Regions from separate parts of the Homo sapiens genome. Here region 2 is linked to region 1. A link is an interaction called in ENCODE POLR2A ChIA-PET data of the cell type or tissue named here. Cell type or tissue: IMR-90. All regions are shown on one strand. Each heading gives the region's core, and the rest is flanking DNA. Links, peaks and the distances in the headings are about the cores only.

Region 1 (10,654 bases), core at 1,389-9,388:
CAGCCTCCCAAAGTGCTGGGATTACAGGTGTGAGCCACCATGTGTGGCTTTATCCAGTGTTTTAATCAAATACTCACTGTTTTTCCTTAGCTTTTCACAACTTGGACATGTTGAGGTCCTTTCAACCTGGTTCTCTTTCCTTTGACATGACACGTAATCTCTGAAGCTTTTCTTGCTTTCTGACACAAGATGTCTAAGGTTCACTTTGTGCTTTTCCTGCCAAATACCTATCAACCGAGTCTTTCAGCTTGCTTTATTGAGGATTAGAATTTAGATACAGAAATCTGGGTGTTATATGTTCTTACTGTTAGAATGCCCATGCTTTTATTGGACAGCCATGGGAAGCATACAGATTTTGATTTTTATATTGGTATTTCCAGTTCGAATTTAACATCACAGAGTTTTTACTATGAGCTTATCCTTTTTTCTCTAACGTTGAAAATTTACATTCTTAGCAACATTAATATAATTGCATTATCTTACAGTATAAATGTAGTTTGAAAATAACACTAATAAGCAACTGTAGCTTTATGTTTGGTTATGGTTTTTTCCTTAAAATATATCCACATAAGCATGTACAGTTGACATTCTAATTTGGAAGGCCATTTGAAAAGATTTTCTCTGATTATGTTATATGTTTGATAATTAATTTGGGTTGTTTGCCTGAAATTCTTCCTTTAAGAATTGCTTTAGTTTTTTATTTAATGTATTTTTTTTTTTTTTTTTTTGAGACAGAGTCTCGCTCTGTCGCCCAGGCTGGAGTCCAGTGGTGCGATCTCGGCTCACTGCAAGCTCCGCCTCCCGGGTTCACGCCATTCTCCTGCCTCAGCCTCCTGAGTAGCTGGGACTACAGGTGCCCGCCACCACGCCCGGCTAATTTTTGTATTTTTAGTAGAGACGGGGTTTCACTATGTTAGCCAAGATGGTCTCGATCTCCTGACCTCGTGATCTGTCCGCCTCGGCCTGCCAAAGTGCTGGGATTACAGGCGTGAGCCACCGCGCCTGGCCTATTTAATGTATTTTTTAACATGTAGAACATTTATGTGAACATTTATGTAGTTAAAAAATCTGATCTGTGTTAAAAAGTTATGTTCACAGCTTCACTTTAATTCTGTTCCTCCACGAATTTCTCTCTTGCCCCAGTTGTTTTTGCTTTGTTTTTCTGATATTTCATTTTTGCAAATGTAAGCATATGTGTATATTTTTGTTTCCCTTTCCTACACAATAGGCAGCGTTCTATGCACACTGCTCTGCCGTTCTATGCACACTGCTCCCTTTTACTTAATTTATTCTGGAGAGCGCTTCATTGAAGTGCGTGCTTGCAACTCATCTCCTAATGATGAACATTTGGGTTGTTTATATTCTCTTGGCTGTTATAAATATTGCGGCAATGAATAACCTTGTGGGTATATTGTTTTTTATTTGTGCAGATACAGCTTTAAGATAGATGTGGGGTGAAAGGTAAACACATTTGTAGTTTTGTTAGTGTCAAAATGTTACATTTTCTTTTTAAAACTTTTTAATTTTTTGTAGAGATGAGGTCTCACAGTGTTGCCCAGGATGATCTTGAACTCCTGACCCCAAGCAGTTCTTTTACCTGGGCTTCCCAAAAAACTTGGGATTACAGGCGTCAGGCATCAATACAGCCTAAAAAAATTACATTTTCAGGCTCAGTGTGATGGCTCACACCTGTAATCCCAGCACTTTGGGAGGCTGAGGTGGGCCGATCATGAGGTCAGGAGTTCAAGAACAGCCTGACCAACGTGGTGAAACCCCATCTCTGCTAAAAATACAAAAATTAGCCTGGCGTGGTGGCGCGTGCCTGTAATCCCAGCTACTCGGGAGGCTGAGGCAAGAGAATCACTTGAACCTGGGAGGCAGAGACTGCAGTGAGCTGAGATTGCGCCACTGCACTCCAGCCTGGGTGACAGAGGGAGACTCCGTCTCAAAAACAACAGCAACAACAACAAAAAAACCCGTCTCTACTAAGAATACAAAAATTGGCCAGGCATGGTGGCCTGCGCCTGTAATCCCAGCTACTCCTCATGAGAGTCACTTGAACTTGGGAGGTGGAGGTTGCAGTGAGCTGAGATCGCGCCATTGCACTTCAGCCTGGGTGACAGAGTGAGACTCCATCTCAAAAAAAAAAAAATTACATTTTTAAAAGGCAGATCTGACCATGTCAGCTTTTTACTTAAAACTCTAAATGGTGGCCAGGTGGGTGCGGTGGCTCACACCTGTACTGTACTCCCAGCACTTTGGGAGGCTGAGGTGGGCGGATTACCTGAAGCTGGGAGTTTGAGGCCAGCCTGGCCAACATGGTGAAACCCCGTCTCTACTAAAAATACAAAAATTAGCCAGGTGTGGTGGCGCATGCCTGTAATCCCAGCTACTCAGGAGGCTGAGGCAGGAGAATTGCTTGAACCTGGGAGGCGGAGGCTGCAGTGAGCTGAGATCACACCCCTGCACTCCAGACTGGGCAACAGAGTGAGACTCCGTCTCAGAAAACAAAACAGAAAAACTCTAAATGGCTTTCCAGTGCCTTAAGGACAAAAGTTTATAATGTAGCCTCAAGGGTACACATATAGTTGGTGTACATATAGCTTTACATCCCTTAACAATGGGATACATTCAGAGAACCTCGTTGTGTACCTCATAGAGTATACTTACACAAACCTATATGGGACAACCTACTAGGCACCTAGGCTATGTAATATGGCTTAATGCTCCTAGGCTACAAACCTGTACAGCATATGACTGAACTGAATACTGTAGACTATTGGAACACAGTGCTGTGTAGGTATTTATTTATCTAAACATATCTAAGGACAGAGAAAGTACAGTAGAAATGTGGTATAAAAGAGAAATGGCATGCCTGTGTAGGGCACTGAACCATGAATGGAGCTGTCAGGACTGGAAGTTGCTCTGGGTTGAGTCTGTGAGTGAGTGGTGAGTGAATGTGAAGGCCTAGAACATTACTGTACACTACCGTAGACTGTATGTAAACACTACAGTTAGGCTACACTAAATTTATAAAAAGTTTCTTCAGTAATTTACCTTAGCTTACTGTAATTTTTTTAACTTAATAAGCTTTTTAACTTTTTTTTAAACTTTCTGTCTTTTTAAATAACACGTAGCTTAAAACAGCCTCATAATATGGATCCACTGTAGTATATGTGGTCTGTTGTGTTGACAGAAATGTCATTAGGTGGTGCATGACTAATTACTTTTGGGCCTCAGCCTCATCTTGTACTGTTTTTCCCCTTGCTTTCCTTTGCTCCAGTTGTGTGGGGCCTCCTTCATTCTCCTGTGCTCACCATATTCTCCACCAGGAATCTTGGCACTTGTTCTTTTCCTCTGCCTGGAATGCCTTTCTTTGTTAACAGTTATTCCTGGTCTTTAGAGTTTGGCTCAAGCATCACTTTTAATGAAATTTTCTGTGTGCGTGCTTGCACATTTTCATAAGATAAAGAGATTGGACTGTACTGATATTCATCACCGACTCCAACAAGCATCAGTTGTCTGAAGTGTTTTTTTTTTTTTCCCCAGTCTTGCTCTGTCTCCCAGGCTGGAGTGCAGTGGTGCGGTCTCAGCTCACTGCAGTCTCCACTTCCCAGGTTCTAGCAATTCTCACTCCTCAGTCTCCCAAGTAGCTGGGAGTACAGGTGCGTGCCACCATGCCTGGCTAATTTTTTTGTATTTTTAGTAGAGACAGGGTTTCACCTTGTTGGCCAGACTGGTCGCCATCTCCTGACCTCAAGTGATCTGCCCTCCTCTGCCTCCCAAAGTGCTGAGATTACAGGTGTGAGCCACCGTGCCCAGCCTGAAGTTGTTTTTTTGAGACGAGGTCTCACTCCAGTTGCCTAGGCTGTAGTGCAGTGGCACAGTTTTGGCTCATTGCAGCCTCGACCTTCCCGGACTCAGGTGATCTTCCCATCTCAGCCTCCCGCGTAGCTGAGACTACAGGCATGTGCCACCATGCCTGGCTAGTTTATTTTTGTATTTTTAGTAGAGACGGGATTTTGCCTTGTTGCCCAGGCTGGTCTCGAGCTCCTGAACTCAAGCAGTGTACCTGCCTCAGCCTCCCAAAGTGCTGCCTCAGCCTCCCACCTGTGCCACTGCACTACAGGCATGAGTCACCGTGCCTGGCTGTCTGAAGTTCTTGAATTTTTTTGACTTTTCTGCAGTCAAGTCCTCTTGGTGCTTATCAGAATTACAATGTTATATTAGTTTATGTGATTTAATTAATTTTAGTTTTCCCACAAAGGCTGAGTTTCATGAAAGCAGAACCATTCCTGTTTTTGCCTGTAATTACTTTTCTGGTATCTAGCTCAGTGTCTGAATTGTGAGGGCTCAAGCTACCCTGTGCAGTAGCGAGAATTAAATAATAAGAAAATTGAGGGTGTCTGGTTGGTTAAATGTCTTGTCTGCACAGGTGTTTGTCATACAGTGATTATTAAGTAACAATTTGTTGACTTTTATTTATTTATTTTGAGACAGAGTTTCGCTCTTGTTGCCCAGGCTGGAGTGCAATGGCGCGATGTTGGCTCATCGCAACCTCCGCCTCGTGGGATCAAGCAATTCTCCTGCCTCAGCCTCCTGAGTAGCTGGGATTACAGGCATGCACCACCACACCCAGCTAATTTTGTATTTTCAGTAGAAACGGGTTTCTCCATGTTGGTCAGGCTGGTCTTGAACTCCCCACCTCAGGTCATCCGCCTGCCTTGGCCTCCCTGGGATTACAGGCGTGAGCCACCGTGCCCGGCCTTGTTGACTTTTAATTGTAATATTTTTTTCAGGATCACATAAGGTTTAGAAAAATGAAACCCCTAGGATGGATAAAGGAAAACGTATATGGGATATGTGTGTGTATGTATTAAGGCATTTGTTACAGTGATTTGAGTTCACACAGTGTAGGAGGAGCTGGCTTAAGCAGTTTTTTTTTTTTTTGAGATGGAGTCTTGCTCTATTGCCCAGGCTGGAGTGCAGTGGCACAATCTTGGCTCACTGCAACCTCCGCCTCCTGGGTTCAAGCGATTCTCCTGCCTCAGCCTCCCGAGTAGCTGGGACTACAGGCGTGCGCCACCATGCCTGGCTAGTTTTTTTGTATTTTTAGTGGAGACGGGGTTTCACCATGTTGGCCAGGCTGGTCTTGAACTCCTGACCTCGTGATCCACCCGCCTCGGCCTCCCAAAGTGCTGGGATTACAGGCGTGAGCCACCGTGCCCAGCCGTTAAGCGGTTTCTGTCAGGCTGTTGTCTTTGTGATTGATGCTGGAGTTTGAAGTCCACAGGGCAGTCATTTGAGAAAGGAAGATGGATGTAAAGTGGGGAAGAAGAGGACACAGGAAGCCACAGGCAAGGTACATGGAAACCATGCTAGTTCTAGTTGCCTTTGTTCCTGCTTGTGTGGGTGGCCTGTAAGAGTTGGATCCTTGGCAAATGTAGCCCAGGAGGCAGAGAAGCTTAAGGAGAGCCCAGAGGAAGGTGGAGTGGATGCAGCTGCAATTCTAGGCCAACCACTGCCTCACACGAATGGGGTGAGTCAGAAGATGAGCAGCAACAGTGTGTGCAAGCTGCAGGGTGGTTGCTTTATCTTCTGCACCCTTCAGTTGCTGCACAAAAATCTCTTGTGAGCCATGCAAGTTGGAAACATAAAGGAAAGGAAATTCTGGGGAATGTAGTTCAGCTCAGCCAAGTTCAAACCATACAAAGCAGAATGATCAGCTCAGGCTTTTAAATTTTTAGCTCAGGCTACACGTAAGGGACCCGAAGGTTTCTGTGACTGCTCTAAAAATGCAAATGTAATTCCTAATTTGTGGGTGAGATCATTGATTGGTAGGAATGGAATCCTGAAAATTGGATTGGAGGCATATGGTCAGATTCTGTTTAAGCTGGAGTCCTTAAATCCTTAAATGCTGCTCTGCTGCCTTTCCCGGAGAAGCAGCCTTTCCAACCCTTCCCAGAGGAACTTAATCTCCGTTTGCCTGAAAAACCTGTAATTGGCCTCCCTTTGGGTAGTTGCCCAGCACGGTACTGTCTTCCTCAGAATCTGCCCTGTAATCCTTCTTTCTTGTAGATCTGTGGCTGGACTGTAGTTGCAGCAGGCCCCAGAGAGTGAGGTGACCCATGAGAAAGGTATGCTGCACTCTAAAAGATTGTATAGTTTTGCCACTGTATAGTCAGGAGCCTGGAGGAGTATTTGATTTGTGGCAATGGATCTTAGGGGTATAGTATAACAGTGGAAGGAACATAAAGTTGAATCAGGCAGAATTTATTGATGTGGGCTCACTAAGCAGAGATTCTGGGTTCAGTGTTATAGTTCAAGGAGATAGAAAGGACTCTTAACAGTTGGGTTAATTGACTGAGGCCCATCCACAAGGCCTGATGCCTCGGTTAGATTTTTTCTGGCCTAACAAGGAACTCCACTGACCATTCACTCACCTTCTATGAGAGTCTATATTTGGCCTGGCGTGATGGCTAATACCTGTAATCCCAGCACTTTGGGAGGCCAAGGCAGGAGGATCACCTGAGGTAAGGAGTTTGAGACCAGCCTGGCCAACATGGCGATACCTCATCTCTACTAAAAATACAAAAATTAAGCGGATATCATGGCCCATGCCTTAATCCCAGCTACTCGGCAGGCTGAGGCAGGAGAATCGCTTGAGCCCAGGAGGCAGAGGTTGCAGTGAGCCAAGATCATGCCACTGCACTCTAGCTGGGGTGACAGAGCGAGACTCCGCCTCAAAAAAAAAAAAAAAAAAATTAGCCGGGTGTGGTGGCTTGTGCCTGTAGTTTTAGTTACTCGGGAGGCTGAGGTGGGAGGATCAGTTGAGCTGGGGAAGTCGAGGCTGCGGTGAGCCATGATCGTGCAACTGCGCTCCAGCCTGGGCAACAGAGTGAGATTCTAATAAAATATTAGTTCATAAGGAAAGGTTCACCTAAATGCATAGCCCTTAAATAACTTGCATTGTTGGTGGAACTGTACTTTGCTAGGACCTTTTTGGAGGATGGCTGCACTAAAACAGAATTTAAAATGCATGTGCTCTGTTGATCCAGCAGTTTCACTGCTAGGATTTTATTGTATAGATGAATTTGGACAGTATACAAATACGTTATGTTTAAGGTTTTTCATTATATCAGTGTTTGTGATCGAGAAAAATTAGAAACAACTGTCCAATAATGGAGTTAAGGTAGAGTAAATGACCATTATACCCATACACTGGAATATTGTGCCACTGTTAATAATAAGAGGTTGATAGGAAAAAAAATTCATACAGCCATCCCTCCATATCAGGGAATTGGTTCCAGGACCCACACTCCGCCTGCCTCCCCGCCTGCACCCCACCCCATGGATACCAAAATCCATGGATGCTCAAGTTTCTTATATAAAATGGTGTAGTATTTGCATATAATCTATGCATATCTTTCTGTATACTTTAATCTCTAAATTACTCCTAGTATGTAATACAGTGTAAATGCTATACAAATAGTTATACTGTATTGTTGAGGGAATAACTACAAGGAAAAAACTTTATGTGTTTGGTACAGATGAAACCATCATTTCCCAAATGTTGAAAATCTGAGGTTAGTTGAATCCACAGATGTGGAGCTGAAGGGATAAGAGGCCAAGGGCCAACTATATTACACAAAAAATGTAACATTTAATAAGAGAAGCAAGTTGTGGAACTGTATGTTCTTGCTTATGTTGAGATGTTATGTGTCTGTTTTAAGCCTTTGCCTAAAAATACTTTGCTAAATTCCTAACAATCTTTTCCTTTTATTAATACATAATATTTTACATCTTTATGGGATGCATATGAATACTTGTTGCATGCATAGAATGTATAATGATCAAGTCAGGGTACCTGGAGCATCCATCACCTTGAGTATTTTATCTTTTTGTTTTTGAGATGGAGTCTCGCTCTGTTGCTCAGGCTGGAGTGCGGCGGTGCGATCTTGGCTTGCTGGAACCTCTTGCCTCCTGGGTTCAAGCAATTCTCCCGCCTCAGCCTCCTGAGTAAGCTGGGATTACAGGTGTGTGCCACCATGCTGGGCTAATTTTTGTAATTTTAGTAGAGACAGGGTTTCACCATGTTGGCCATTCTGGTCTGGGTCCCCTGACCTCAGGTGATCCGCCTGCCTCAGCCTCCCAAAGTGCTGGGATTGCAGGTGTGAACTACTGCGCCTCGTTGAGTATTTGTCATTGCTGTGTGCTGGTAACATTTCAAGCCTTCTCTTTTAGCTACTTTGAGATATACAGTATATATTTGCTAACTATGGTGACCCTACTCTGCTAGAGAACATTAGAACTTTCTAACTGTATGTTTGTACCCATTAACCAACCTCTCTTCCTCACCCTTCCCAGCCTCTGATACCTGTTATTGTATTTTCTATTTCCATGAGGTCAACTTTTTTTTTTTTTTTTTATAGCTCCCATGTATTTGTTAGAACATGTGTTATTTGTCCTTCTATGCCTGGCATGGCTTATTTCACTTAACATAATGACCTCCAGCTTCACCCATGTTGCTGCAAACATTTTATTCTTCTTTCTGGCTGAATAGCATTCCATTGTGTATACATGCCACGTTTTCTTTATCTCTCTGCTCATTGATGGATACTTAGGTTGATTCTATATCTTTGCTTTTGTAAATAGTGCTGTGGTAAACAGGTGAGTGTATGTATCCCTTTGATAATACTGAATTCTTTTCCTTTGGATAAATAGCCAGTAGTGGGATTGCTGAAGTATGTAGTAGTTCTATTTTTAGTGTTTTGAGAAATCTCCGTACTGTTTTTCATAATGGCTTTACTAATTTCCATCCCAGTGTATAAGAGTTCCCTTTTCTCCGCATCCTTGCCATCTTCTGTTGTTTGTGTTTTTAATAATAGTTATCCTAACTGTGGTAAGGTGCTATCTCATTGTAGTTTTGATTTGTATTTACCTGATGATTACTGATGTGAGCATTTTTTCATATATCATTTGGCCATTTGTATGTTTTTTGATGTCCTTTGCCCACTTTTTAGTGGGATTATTATTATTATTTTTTAATTGTTGGTTATTTGAGCTTGTTGCATATTCTGGATTTTAGTCCTTTGTCATGAATGGTTTGCACATATCATTTCCCATTCAACAGGTTGTCTCTTCACTCTGTCATTTGTTTCCTTTGCTGTGCAGAAACTTTTCAGCTTGTTCTGTTGGTTATTGAAAGAGATGTATTAATACTTTGATTTTGCATTTGTCAGTTTTTCCTTAGTTCCGATACCTTTTGCTTTATACATTATCTTATGAGGGTGTGTTCTTAGATGCATTGGTATTTAGAGCTATGTATCAACCAGGTCTTTTAAAATCACTGTAATCCCAGCAGTTTGGGAGGCTTGAGGTGGGAGGATCACTTGAGTCTAGAGTTTGAGACCAGCCTGGGCAACATAGCAAGACCCCATCTCTACAGAAAATTTAAAAAAATTAGCTGTGTGTGGTGGCACACACCTGTAGTCCCAGCTACTCGGGAGGGTAATGTGGGTGGATCACCTGAGCCTGAGAGGTGAAGGCTGCACTCAGGAACCCTGATCATACCGCTGCACTTAGCCTGGGTGACAGAGTAAGATCCTGTCTTCAAAGCGGGGGAAAAAAAAGAAAACCACTATTAAGTGTTCTTTTTAAGGGGCCAGTATTATTAGAGGTAAAGTTTATTTAGCTTGATATTAATGTTGCTGCAGTGTTTTCCTTTGGTTAGTATGTGTAGGGTATATCCTTTTTTACCCTTTAATTTCAGTCTTACTTATTTTTCCAGCATGTGTTGCTTAATGATGAGAATATGTTCTGAGAACTGCGTTGTTAGGTGAGCATTATAGAGCATACTTGCACAAAACTTAGATGGTGTAGCCTTTGACACACTTAGGCTAAATGGTAAGCCTATTTGCTCCTAGGCTGCAAACCTGTATAGTATGTGACTGAACTGAATACTGTAGACAGTTGGAACACAATGGTAAGTAATTATGTATGTAAACACAGAGAAAGTACAGTGAAAACCTGGTATAAAAGATACAGAAATGGTCCACCTGTATTAGGGCACTTACCATGAATGGAGCTTGCAGGATTGGAAGTTGCTCTGGGTGAGTGAGTGGTGAGTGAATGTGAAGGCCTAGGACATTATTGTGCACTATTGTAGACTGTGTATAAACACTGTACAGTTAGGCTACACTAAATTTATAGAAAAATTTTTCTTCAATAATAACTTAACCTTAGCTTACTCTCCCCTAACCCCCAATTCTTCAATCCAGTCTTGGCTGCTACAGTCAGACAGCGAAGACACTTTTTTCTTGCATCTGTATTAGAAACCGTGTAGCTTTTTTACTTTATGAAGTTCATAATTTTTAAATTTCTTGACTCTTATAGTACTTAGCTTAAAACACAAACACATTGTACAGATGTATAGAAATACTTTCTTCCTGTTATTTTGTAAGCCTTTTCTATTTTAAAAATTTATTACTTTTGTTTTTACTTTTTAAACTTTTTGTTAAAAACTAAGATACTTGGCCAGGCGCAGTGGTTCATGCCTGTAATCCCAGCATTTTGAGAGGCCGAGGCAGGCAGATCACCTGAGGTCAGGAGTTCAAGACCATCCTGGCCAACATGGTGAAACCCTGTCTCTACT
Region 2 (10,654 bases), core at 1,311-9,310, 160 kb after region 1:
CTTTGTAAACACATCACACTCTTCCTTATAGGTGCCTGTATTACTACTTCAAGGGGGCTTCTGGAGCCACTGGCTCCCAGTCATTTGAGGATTACTTGGGATAAACCAGTTGGTTCTCACATTTTCCAGCTCTGGCCCAGATCACGCTTGTGTGTCTGTGGAGTCAGCCTCCACTCCCCTTCCGCTTTTACAGCTTCCAAACATGTTTTTGTTTTGTTTACTCTTTTGTTTTCCCCATCATTAAAAAAACAAATCCCTTTGCTGTCATTTCAATGGCTCTATTAGGGAGTGAAATTGCATGCATGTGTTTAAACTGCCTATTTGCCTGATTGTTGAGAAAAGTTAATTTTATGTTTGTAATTTTACAAGGAAGACTCCTTTTAAAATTTTACTTAATTTAGTGAACTGACAAAATGCCATGTGAATCTAGTTTTCTGCTTTAAACATGCATGTTTTTTTTTTTTTTTTTGAGATGGAGTCTCGCTCTGTCACCCAGGCTGGAGTGCAATGGCGATCTCCACTCACTGCAAACTCTGCCTCCTGAGTTCACGCCATTCTCCTGCCTCAGCCTCCCGAGTAGCTGGGACTACAGGTGCCCACCACCACGCCCAGCTAATTTTTGTATTTTTAGTAGAGACGGGATTTCACCGTGTTAGCCAGGATGGTCTCAATCTCCTGACCTCGTGATCCGCCCACCTCAGCCTCCCAAAGTGCTGGGATTACAGGCATGAGCCACCGCGCCCGGTGAAACATGCATTCTTAACCTTTATAATACCTCTACAGTTGTAATGACAAGTTCAAAGTTATTTCCACAATATCTGTCTGACTTTGCCATTGGAGTATGAGAATGAGAACAATTGTGCCCAGTTGAATCTGACCACTTTACACCAGAGGTAGGAAGTGGTGGAAAAATTGCCCACGACTAAGACCTAAAAGGATGATTTTAAACTAGGGGCAGCTAGCTAGGAATCTTAGATCTGAAATCCTGGATGATATCCTTCCACTCCACATGAAAAACCCATCTATAATCTAATGTCCCATGGGACCCAGTCTTGCCTTCAGTGAATGCCGTAATAATTGCAAAAAGCAAACTCCAATTGTTACTTGCATCATTTGAAAAATAATTGAGGAGATCCACTTCACAACCCAAGGCTACTCATCTAAAACCTCCTTTGCTAGCCCGGCTTGGTGATGTGCGCCTGTAATCCCAGCTACTCAGGAGGCTGAGGCAGGAGAATTGATTGAACCCGGGAAGCGGAGGTTGCAGTGAGCTGAGATTGTGCCATTGCACTCCAGCCTGGGTGACAAGAGTGAAATTCTGTCTCAAAAAAGCCCAAACAACAACAACAACAACAACAAAAAACCCATGCTTCTCCTCCCCAAATAGCCCTCCAGAGTCTTCCATCACTCCTTTTGAGGCCCAGCCCATGTGGCTCTGCTCCCCACCCTCCTTCTCCTTGTCTCTGAACTCCTTGCTACATAGCGTGTTGCAGCATGTCTGGTTGAATCTGCATCGCTTTATTTTTTTCTCCTGGTGCTACATCAGCAGCTGGGTCTAACCCAGAGGCTCTTTCTAGCGGGTCAGGGAGGTGGAGAGTCCAACAGGGTAAGAAGAACATTTTTCTTATCTAGCTGTGGAGTGACAGAGAGAGGGCTGGCTAGGGACATAAGAAATCATATCTCCTTTATACTTCATGTAAAAGATCTGATATTATTCCAGATATATTTACCTGGAATAAATCCTCAAGATTAAAGCCTTATGGTTTTTTTGGGTAAACATTTGCAGTGATAAGGCATAAGAGACATCACTTTTCATTCCTATGTTCTTTTTGCTTTTCTATTTTCACTTTCTGAAACAGAAAAGTAATGATCTTTATTCCTCTTTCCTTATGTATGTGTTGTCATGATTTTGTTACAAATAATCATCTTCAGGTAAATGTATTGTATTAGTACAAGGTTTTAGATATCAATTAATTAATTCATCCATTCATTCATTCAACAGGCGTTTGGTTCTTCTCTCTCCAGGCCTGGGCTGACATGAAACTCATCGTTATAATGGTATATGATGAGGTGGTGGAGTCAGGGCCTCAGGCAGGGATAAAGCTCAGAGGGAGAAGATAGAGTGGGGCTGGAGGAACCTGTAAGGACCACTGCCCCATTCTGACACCATGGCCCTTTATTTATTTTTATTATTATGTTTTTGAGATGGAGTCTCCCTTTGTCACCCAGGCGGGAGTGAAGTGGTGAGATCTTGGCTCACTGCAACCTCCACCTCCCACGTTCAAGTGATTCTCCTACCTCAGCCTCCTGAGTAGCTGGGATTATAGGCGTGCACCACCACAGCAGCTAATTTTTGTCTTTTTAGTAGAGATGGGGTTTCACCATGTTGGCCAGGCTGGTCTCAAACTCCTGACCTCAAGTGATCTGCCCACCTTGGCCTCCCAAAGTGCTGGGATTACAGACATGAGCCACCGCACCCAGACAGGCCCTTTAAAGAAGACCTCAATGACCACTTCCTGGAGAGGAAATCTGGTGCCTTTGGCAGGGAATGATTTATTTCTTTATGTTGATAATAACCATCTGCTGGAGTTGAACCAAGAATTATATGTCTGCACTGAAGGAAATCATTTAGGAATATTTCTCTATATTGCAGAGCCCTGGATATAACAACATTGCAGCAACAAATATTAATTGCAACAAGTGTTTTTGGCAGGTTACCGTCTCGTTTACATATCTCACCTGAATGAGGCTCCTCTTTTTCCGACCTCTCTCTGGACATTGTAAAAGAAAATAAAATTTCAGGGCCCTATAAATTTTTATACCATGGGGGAACTTAAGCCTGGAGACTGAGTCACGTAGCATGTTGTTTGCAATTCTGCTTCTTATTATAGCTTAACTCTCTTACTCACTGTTCTTGTCCTAGAATTGACTAGGAGAGACCAGATACCAGATCTACCCACCTTCCAATCACTGATCTTGGTTATAGATTGACTGCCTCATTTATTGTCCTGTACCTAACTCAGACCAGATGGTACACAAGACTTGATGATGTTGCAGGGTAAACCCTGAAACGGGGGCTTAGCCCAGGAGGCCACATGGGTTTTTTGGCTTTGCACAGGAAAGAATTCAAGAGTGAGCTGACAGAGAGAGTGAGAGCAAGTTTATTAAGAAAGTAAATGAATAAAAGGGCGATTACTTCATAGGCAACCCTCAGGGCTGCTGGTTGGCTATTTTTATGGTTGTTGCTTGATCATATGCTAAACAAAGTGTGGATTATTGATGAGTTTTCTGGAAACTGGTGGTGAATCCTCAAAACCCGGGGTTCCTCCTCTTTTTGGACCATATAGGGTAACTTCTGGAAGTTACCATGGCATCTGTTAACTGTCATGGCGCCAGTGGGAGTGTCTTTTAGCATGCTGATGCACTATATAATTAGCATATAATAAGCCATGAGGACAACCAGAGGTTGCCTTTGTAGCTGTCTGTGTTCTAGCTGGTTTGGACTGGCTTCTCTGCCACATCAGCAGGGTCTTTGTGACCTGTGTCTTGTGAAACAAGTCCTTGCAAACTCCTATCTCAATGACAGTTATATCTTCAGTGTGGAATGTAAATATACTTTTCCTGAAAGGAAAAAAGCCCTGGCGATTCTTTCGGTGCCGCTTTGCCAGCTGGAAACCTCTGTCCGGTGGTGCCTTTGCTCGGGCTTTGCTTGGTTCTGGGCTTGGCACTGGGCTCACTCCTCCCACTTAGCCTGGCGGGCTGCGCTCAGTTCTTGCTACTGTCCCAGATCCTTCACCTTCTGTGGGCAAGCCAGGTGCAGAGCGGCAAAAGGTGTGTGAGCCAGTGAGCAGAGGGTCCGGCCACAGTGCACAGCCAGTCATGCCGGCTGTTGTGGTTGGGTGGGCAGCTCTAGGTGCCAGCACAGGCATGGGCTCCATGAAAGGCTGCAGCTGGACCAGGTGTGCCTTGAATGGCTTCCACCTTGGGTGCTGGCATCTGGATGAGGGCAACACAGTGGCTCCCAGAAACTCGGAGACACAGCAACCCTGGAGCCCCAAGCGGGTGTTACAGTGGGTCACAACTCTGGCTCAGGGAGTCCCGAGGTCTCGGCCCCCAGAGGGTCACAGCTCTTCTCTCATAGTCTGGTGAATGGGAGTGCATCACCGCCTGCAACTTGGTGGGCCAGCCAGGAATATGTTTCAGCTCGTTTGCCCACTGCTGCTTCCTGTCACATGGGGAGGCCACCTGGCAATGGCAGAGGGCAGGAGGGCTACAGTGTTACAGCTCCTTTCTCACCCACTGTTTGGTGGGTCTTGGGTTCTTGTCCAAGAAGAATGAGGTTACATGGACAAGCGGAGAGTCAGCAAGGCAGAGAAGAGTTTTATTGAGTGACAGAACAGTTTTTGACATGAGAGGGGACCCGAAGTGGGTAACCCATATCTGAAGGTGGGTAGTCCCAACATGTAGCTGAGTCCAGGGGTTTCATGGGCTCAGAATGGGGGAGTGTGTGCTGATTGGTCCATAAGCAGTCCTGGAAAAAGCACCATTTGACTGGCTATAAAAGCATCAAGGAAGTTCTCACTCAGGTCATGGACTCTACCTGGAGCTGGCTGCCTGGTTTTCAGGCTTCAGGCTGTCTATGGCTTGAAGATCAGGTTTCATTGGGGACCTGCCCCTGTCTGCCTAGGAATTTGTCTGCCTTCTACTGCTATCAACACTTTGGCTCATCAGATTGTTGTAATTATGCATTCAGCCTTCCATAGAAAGATGTTAGGCCAGGTGCAAGCGGCTCACACCTGTAATCCCAGCACTTTGGAAGGCCAAGGCAGGCGGATCATGAGCTCAGGAGGTCGAGACCATCCTGGCTAACACGGTGAAACCCCGTCTCTACTAAAAAATGCAAAAAAAAATTAGCTGGTTGTGGTTGCAGACCCCTGTAGTCCCAGCTACTCAGGAGGCTGAGACAGGAGAATCGCTTGAACCCGGGAGGCGGAGGTTGCAGTGAGCCAAGATCATGCCACTGCATTCCATCCTAGGTGACAGAGTGAGACTCCATCTCAAAAAAAAAAAAAAAAAAAAAAAAGAAAGATGTTGAAATTCTGTTAAGCTTCCCTAAGCTTTGTTCATACAAGCAATCCCAAACTTCTACTACACTTTGAAGCACAGATTTCCATTCTTTGGAATACATTCTTCCCAAGTGGGCTGTCCTCAACTTTGTACTGTTGGGATAAATTCTCTTTGAACTAGATTCTGAACCTTTTGATTATTTTAGGTTGACAATACTGTTGGGACATTGGCTTTAAAAGAGACCTGAGAAATCACAGGCTTGGGTGGCTTTCCTTTCATGCTGGGCATCAAATTTTCCAAATTTTCCTAGTGGAGGCTCCTGCACCAGAGTCAGGATTTCTGCAGAGATCACAGGGTGAGCACGTTCTTAAGGTAAACGTGAATTAAGCAAATGCACAAACATATGCACAAACAACTTTTGCTGTCAGAGTCATTCCAATTTGCAGAATCACTGGGCTTGAAATGACTTCCCTATACCCTGTGTTCAGGTGGAGTGGAGCCACCAACAGCTAAGACAGGAGGCAGGAATAGTCTAATTTCTGAACAACTGACCTTTGTCCAAAAATGAGCGCTGACTGGCAACCTTGGTTTACAATTGTGCTTTCCACCTCACACTACCCAGAGGAGGAGAATGGCAAAGCCCAGAAAACCAGCCAACCAGCAGCCACTCATCAGAATCCCTGCAGTCACTCAAGAATCTGCAGGTTAGATAGAGCATAATTTCCAGGAGGGATTATTTCACTCTCCTGTTTGAGCATACAGTTGGAATGAGGGGCCTTTGCTCTCTCTTTCCAGGAAATTTCCCCTGCAACAATTTTTCTGCCCTTGCTTCATTCAGCAGACATCACTGAGAACGTGTTCAGTGGGAATAGGATTGTGCCTCTGTGATACTGTGAAATATATATTTGGGCTTCATCTGTTTCCTGGCACATGGCTCATAAAACACTTGGAATCTCCAGAGTGATGAGTCTTTTGTATGTCAATGAAATGACTGCTGGTTGGGGGCCCCTGAATAGCCTCAGGATGGGGCTGGTTCCCAGGGGAACCAACCATGTGGTCAGAGGGTTGGAACTTTCAGCTCCGATGGGACCTCCTGGGAGGGAAGAGGGGCTGAAGATTGAGTTGACCACCAATGGCCAATGATGTCATCAGTCATGCCTACATAATAAAGCTTCCATGAAACCCCAAAAGAGCAGAGTTTGGGGAGTTTCTGGCTAGCTGAACACGTAGAGATTCCTGGAGGGTGGTGTTCCCGGAGAGGGCATGGAAGCTCCATACCCCTTCTCTCATATGCATCTCCCTAAGCATCTCTTCATCCTCAGACATCCTTACATAATCTGTATCCTTTTTCATATATTTTATAATAAATGGATAGATGTAAGTGAAGTGTTTCCTTGATTTCTGTGAGCTCCTGTAGCAAATTAAACAAACTTAAGGAGAGGGTCATGGGAACCCCTATGTATAGCCACTGGGTCAAAAGCACAGGTTAAACAACCTGGGGCTTGGTTGGTGTCTGAAGTAGAAGAGGCCGTCTTGTGGGACTGATCCCTTAACCTGTGGGATATGACCCTACATATCCCAACCTGCCTGCTAACTATAGGCAGGTTGTGTCAAAATGGAATCGAATTATAAGACTCCCAGCTGGTGTCCACTGGAGAACTGGTTGATGTGTAGGGAAAACCCCCACACATCTAATGTCAGAAGTGAGTGGTGAGTGGTAGTGAGAATAGGAGAAATACCTTGGTTTTTCCTGTCTCTTAGCCTCCTTCTACCTGTAGGGGCTTAGGTCTCAAGGGGAGAGATGGCAGGTGGAGATAGTCCCCTCTGATCCCAGGTGGCAGGTCCATCAGCACTGATGTGGTCCCTGTCCCCATCTTTCCCCTTATGGCACCCAGCACTCAACCTCCCTTAAGCTCTCCATGCTGAGCAAATAGATGTCTCTGCATGCAACTGATACCCTCTGTGTTTCCCAAGAGACACAGACAACAAAGAAGAGCCAGAGGGTCCAGGTAGCCCTCAGACCACCTCTTTCCCATAGGGACGACTGCCTGCTCTCTTGTTTGCTTCCACTTCCAGGTGGCCTCTGGAGGGATGGGGACAAGGAGCTTGGTGCCTTTTCTCTGTTGGGATGGCATGTGCTCAGGCCCGGGAGGAGGCCTGCTCATGGCCCGTGGACTACAGGTTACATGGCAAGTATGATCAATGCCACCAGGAATAGCAGCAGCTCTCTGGAGGCTGAAAGCTATTATAGGCACCCATGATGCTGGGCTCTAATGACAGCCCAGAGAGGAGGCTGCAACACGAGCTTGTCCCCTGAGACTCAGAGCTTTGCCCCCTACAAGAATCTGTCCTTCATGACCAGCCAGCATCTGGTACTTGCCCCTCCAACAGCAACAACAGCAAATCGAATTGCAAAGGGCTTCCTCGCTACCAAGCACGTTCACTTGCTCGACCTCATCCCTGCCATCCGTAGGCCTGTCCCTTGAATGGGGATTCAAGGGCCTAGGTGGCCAGCTACTGCAGCAGGTCCCTGAGCTAGACTCTGAGCACAGAATCCCCACTCCATGCACTGCCTGTGGTCAGAGCTTCATTCTACTCGCCCAGTTTGTTTAAATCCCACACTTCAGAACAATCACGACCAGTAAGTCCCTCTACCCTGAAATTGCAAAACAAATGGCCTCAGTGGAAAGAGTGTGTGTGTCCATCTTTCAGGACCGGCCGGTGCCCTTTCTGGCCATTTCCACTTCTCATACAGAGCAAAGCCACCAAGTGGCAGGTTTTATGAAGTCAGCCTGTCCTGAGAACGTAAAAGGTTTGGCTGAAGTGGGACATATGTAAACACAGGATGTGAGTGTCTGGAGGGTTTCTAAAACCTTTTCGGGTTAACCTTCATGGCCTGCCCTGTCCTGGCCCTGCTGCGTGGCCTCAGGATCTAGTGGGGCTCATGGAAGGAGGTCTGTAGTTTTCCCTGGGAATAATTGCAGAGTATTCCTGTCTTTTATCATCAGGAACCTAATACACATCCTTAGGCAGCAGTTCAAACAATTCCCAGTAAATTCTGGCCTCAGTGAAGATGATGAAAAAAGGCCTGGTCACTTTTGCAAGAAAGCCCTTCCTGGACCTCTGGATGTGGATGCATCTTTCTGCCAGCGGGAGGTTCTCCCCTGAGATCCTGTCATTGCCCACTCAGCCCTTCTGCTTGTTGGAACTCCTACCCAGTACTAGACAAAAACACAAACTGGCAAGCCACAGAAAAGAGACGGAAAGGCTGACACCCCCACAAGGAGATGCTAAACCTCACTTGTCATCGGAAAAATGGATTGCCGGGGCATCTCTGGAATTGGAGGGGCCTGGGTGTCCACCAAAGCAAAGATCCACATGGTGGATGCAGCATCTAGAGTGCAGGGGACTAGATGTTTATGAAGCGTAACAGAATCAGTTAGAAAAGGGAAACTGCACTACCTGCGACAAACAGAGAGAAGAGCATGCAGAAGTATCTTGGCTATGCCAGGTTCAAGAGCAAAGAAGACACAGGCCAGGTGCAGTGCTGTGCATTGTAAATCCCTGCTATTGTGGATGCTGAGGTTGGAGATCGCTTGAGCTCAGGAGTTTGAGTCCAAGTCTAGCCTGGGCAACATAGTAAGACCCAGTCTCTAAAAAAAAGAAAGACAATTTAGGAAGCTGCAGACAACAAGCCTGGGAATGTTGAACGTCACTATAGGTTCTCATTTCCAGCATCACAGTGTAGAGAGGAGTGGCCTTGGGCTGAGACCCAGAATCTGACCCCACAGCAGCAGAGATGGATATTGAGAGCACTGCGCTGGGGGAGGAAAGAAAAACACAAGATGATTCATGAGATAGGTGTGCAACATTATCTTTATGCAATTAAAAATATATGTACACACACAAGAAGACCCCACACATGGGGTGTGATGGTTAATACTGAGTGTCGACTTGATTGGATTGAAGGATGCAATATTGATCCTGGGTGTGTCTGTGAGGGTGTTGCCAAAGGAGATTAACATTTGAGTCAGTGGGCTAGGGAAGGCAGTCACCTTAGTCAGGTGGACACCATCTAATCAGCTGCCAGTGAATATAAAGCAGGCAGAAAAACGTGAAGAGATGGAACGGGCCTAGCCTCCCAGCCTACATCTTTCTCCCATGCTGGATTCTTCCTGCCCTCAAACATCAGACTCCAAGTTCTTCAGTTTAGGGACCCGGACTGGCTCTCCTTGCTTCTCAGCTTGCAGACAGCCTATTGTGGAATCTTGTGATTGTGTAATCTTGTGATTGTGTAAATTAATACTTAATAAACTCCTCTTTATCTATCATCTATCTATCAATCTATCGATCAATCTATCTACCATCTACTATCTATCTATCTATCTATCTTTCTATCTACCTATCATCTATCTGTCTAATTAGTTCTGTCCCTCTAGGAGAACCCTGACTAATACATGGGACAATGACACACACAAACCAGTCTACACAATAAAAGCCTTAGAGTGAATTCCTAATGCTGGAGGAGGGGGAAAGGTAGGGGTGTGGGGATACAAAGGGGCATAAATAAGCAAGCACCAATAACAAGAGGGGAGCCTTGTGTGGACAGTAATCCCAATGTGCCGAGAACCTCTGCCCAGAGGATTAGAAACCAACCACACCAGCCATGACATGACACTGGTGCACACCCACCAGAAGGACTCTGATCCTAAAGGTGGGAAAGCCAAGCTCAGGAGAAGAGGTGGAATAACTGGAAGTCTCTGTGCTGCTGGTGGGGATGCAGACTCATACAGCCATTTGAGAAATTGAATTTGGCTGATTGTCCTAAAGCCGAAAAATTGCACATCTAGGAATTCCAAGGTGTATCCCAACGGATCCTATGTTACCCAAAGACACGACCAGGAATGTGCATAGCAGCACTAGTTGTAACAGGTGCTGACTGGGAATAGCTCCATCACCCCTCAGAAGTAGAATGCGTAAATCATTTGTAGTATATTTACACAACATGATACTACACAGGGACAACCTACAACTACATACAATAGAGATGAATCTCAACAATTAATGTGGAGGAAAAGGAGCCAGGCACACAGAGTACATACTGTATGTTTCCATTGATAGAAAATACAAAAGCAGAGAAAATTGATCTGTGTTTGTTAAAAGTCAGATAGTGCTCACTCTTGGTGGAGGGGTGGTTAGAAATGCAAAGGGCACCCAAGGGTGCGGCTGGGGGCGGCTGGGAGTGCTGGAGGTGCTCTGCATCTCCATCTAGGTGCTGGTTACATGGGTGTGTTCACTTCGTGAAAATCCATCAGGCCCTTCATTTCTGTTAACTTTCAAATAAAAAATGAAAAAAGAAAGAAAGAAAAGCAATTTAAATTGTAGTAAGGAGACTGGGAGCGGTGGCTCATCCCAGCACTTTGGGAGGCCGAGGTGGGTGGATCACTTGAGGTCAGGAGTTCAGGACCAGCCTGGCCAACATGGTGAAACCCCATTTCTACTAAAAATACAAAAATTAGCCAGGCATGGTGGCGTGGCCCGTAATACCAGCTACTTAGGAGGCTGAGGTAGGAGAATCACTTGAACC

The links. ChIA-PET counts read pairs that join two places held together with the same protein. Peaks named below come from ENCODE experiments on the same cell type or tissue, not always from the same donor. Only the 100,000 strongest peaks of a DNase experiment are listed, where the experiment ranks them.
Region 2: POLR2A ChIA-PET joins it to region 1 with 6 read pairs; 4 of 35 experiments call an interaction of 5 or more read pairs at or near these places.

Annotation. Positions count from the first base shown.
Region 1 is chr9:88,394,100-88,404,753 of GRCh38, forward strand. The region is part of intron 1 of SPIN1 (spindlin 1); the gene reads left to right. Among named protein-coding and RNA genes, the nearest start is that of SPIN1, 11 kb to the left of the region's middle. RefSeq lists enhancers at 1,298-1,798, 1,799-2,299 and a silencer at 1,943-2,167. In IMR-90, for the core only: no CTCF peak of the experiment used is centred there; DNase peaks (open chromatin) are centred at 3,252, 5,522 and 6,102; H3K27ac peaks cover 3,275 bases.
Region 2 is chr9:88,552,022-88,562,675 of GRCh38, forward strand. It overlaps a transcript of NXNL2 not described here. Among named protein-coding and RNA genes, the nearest start is that of NXNL2, 22 kb to the left of the region's middle. In IMR-90, for the core only: a CTCF peak has its summit at 7,835; no DNase peak of the experiment used is centred there.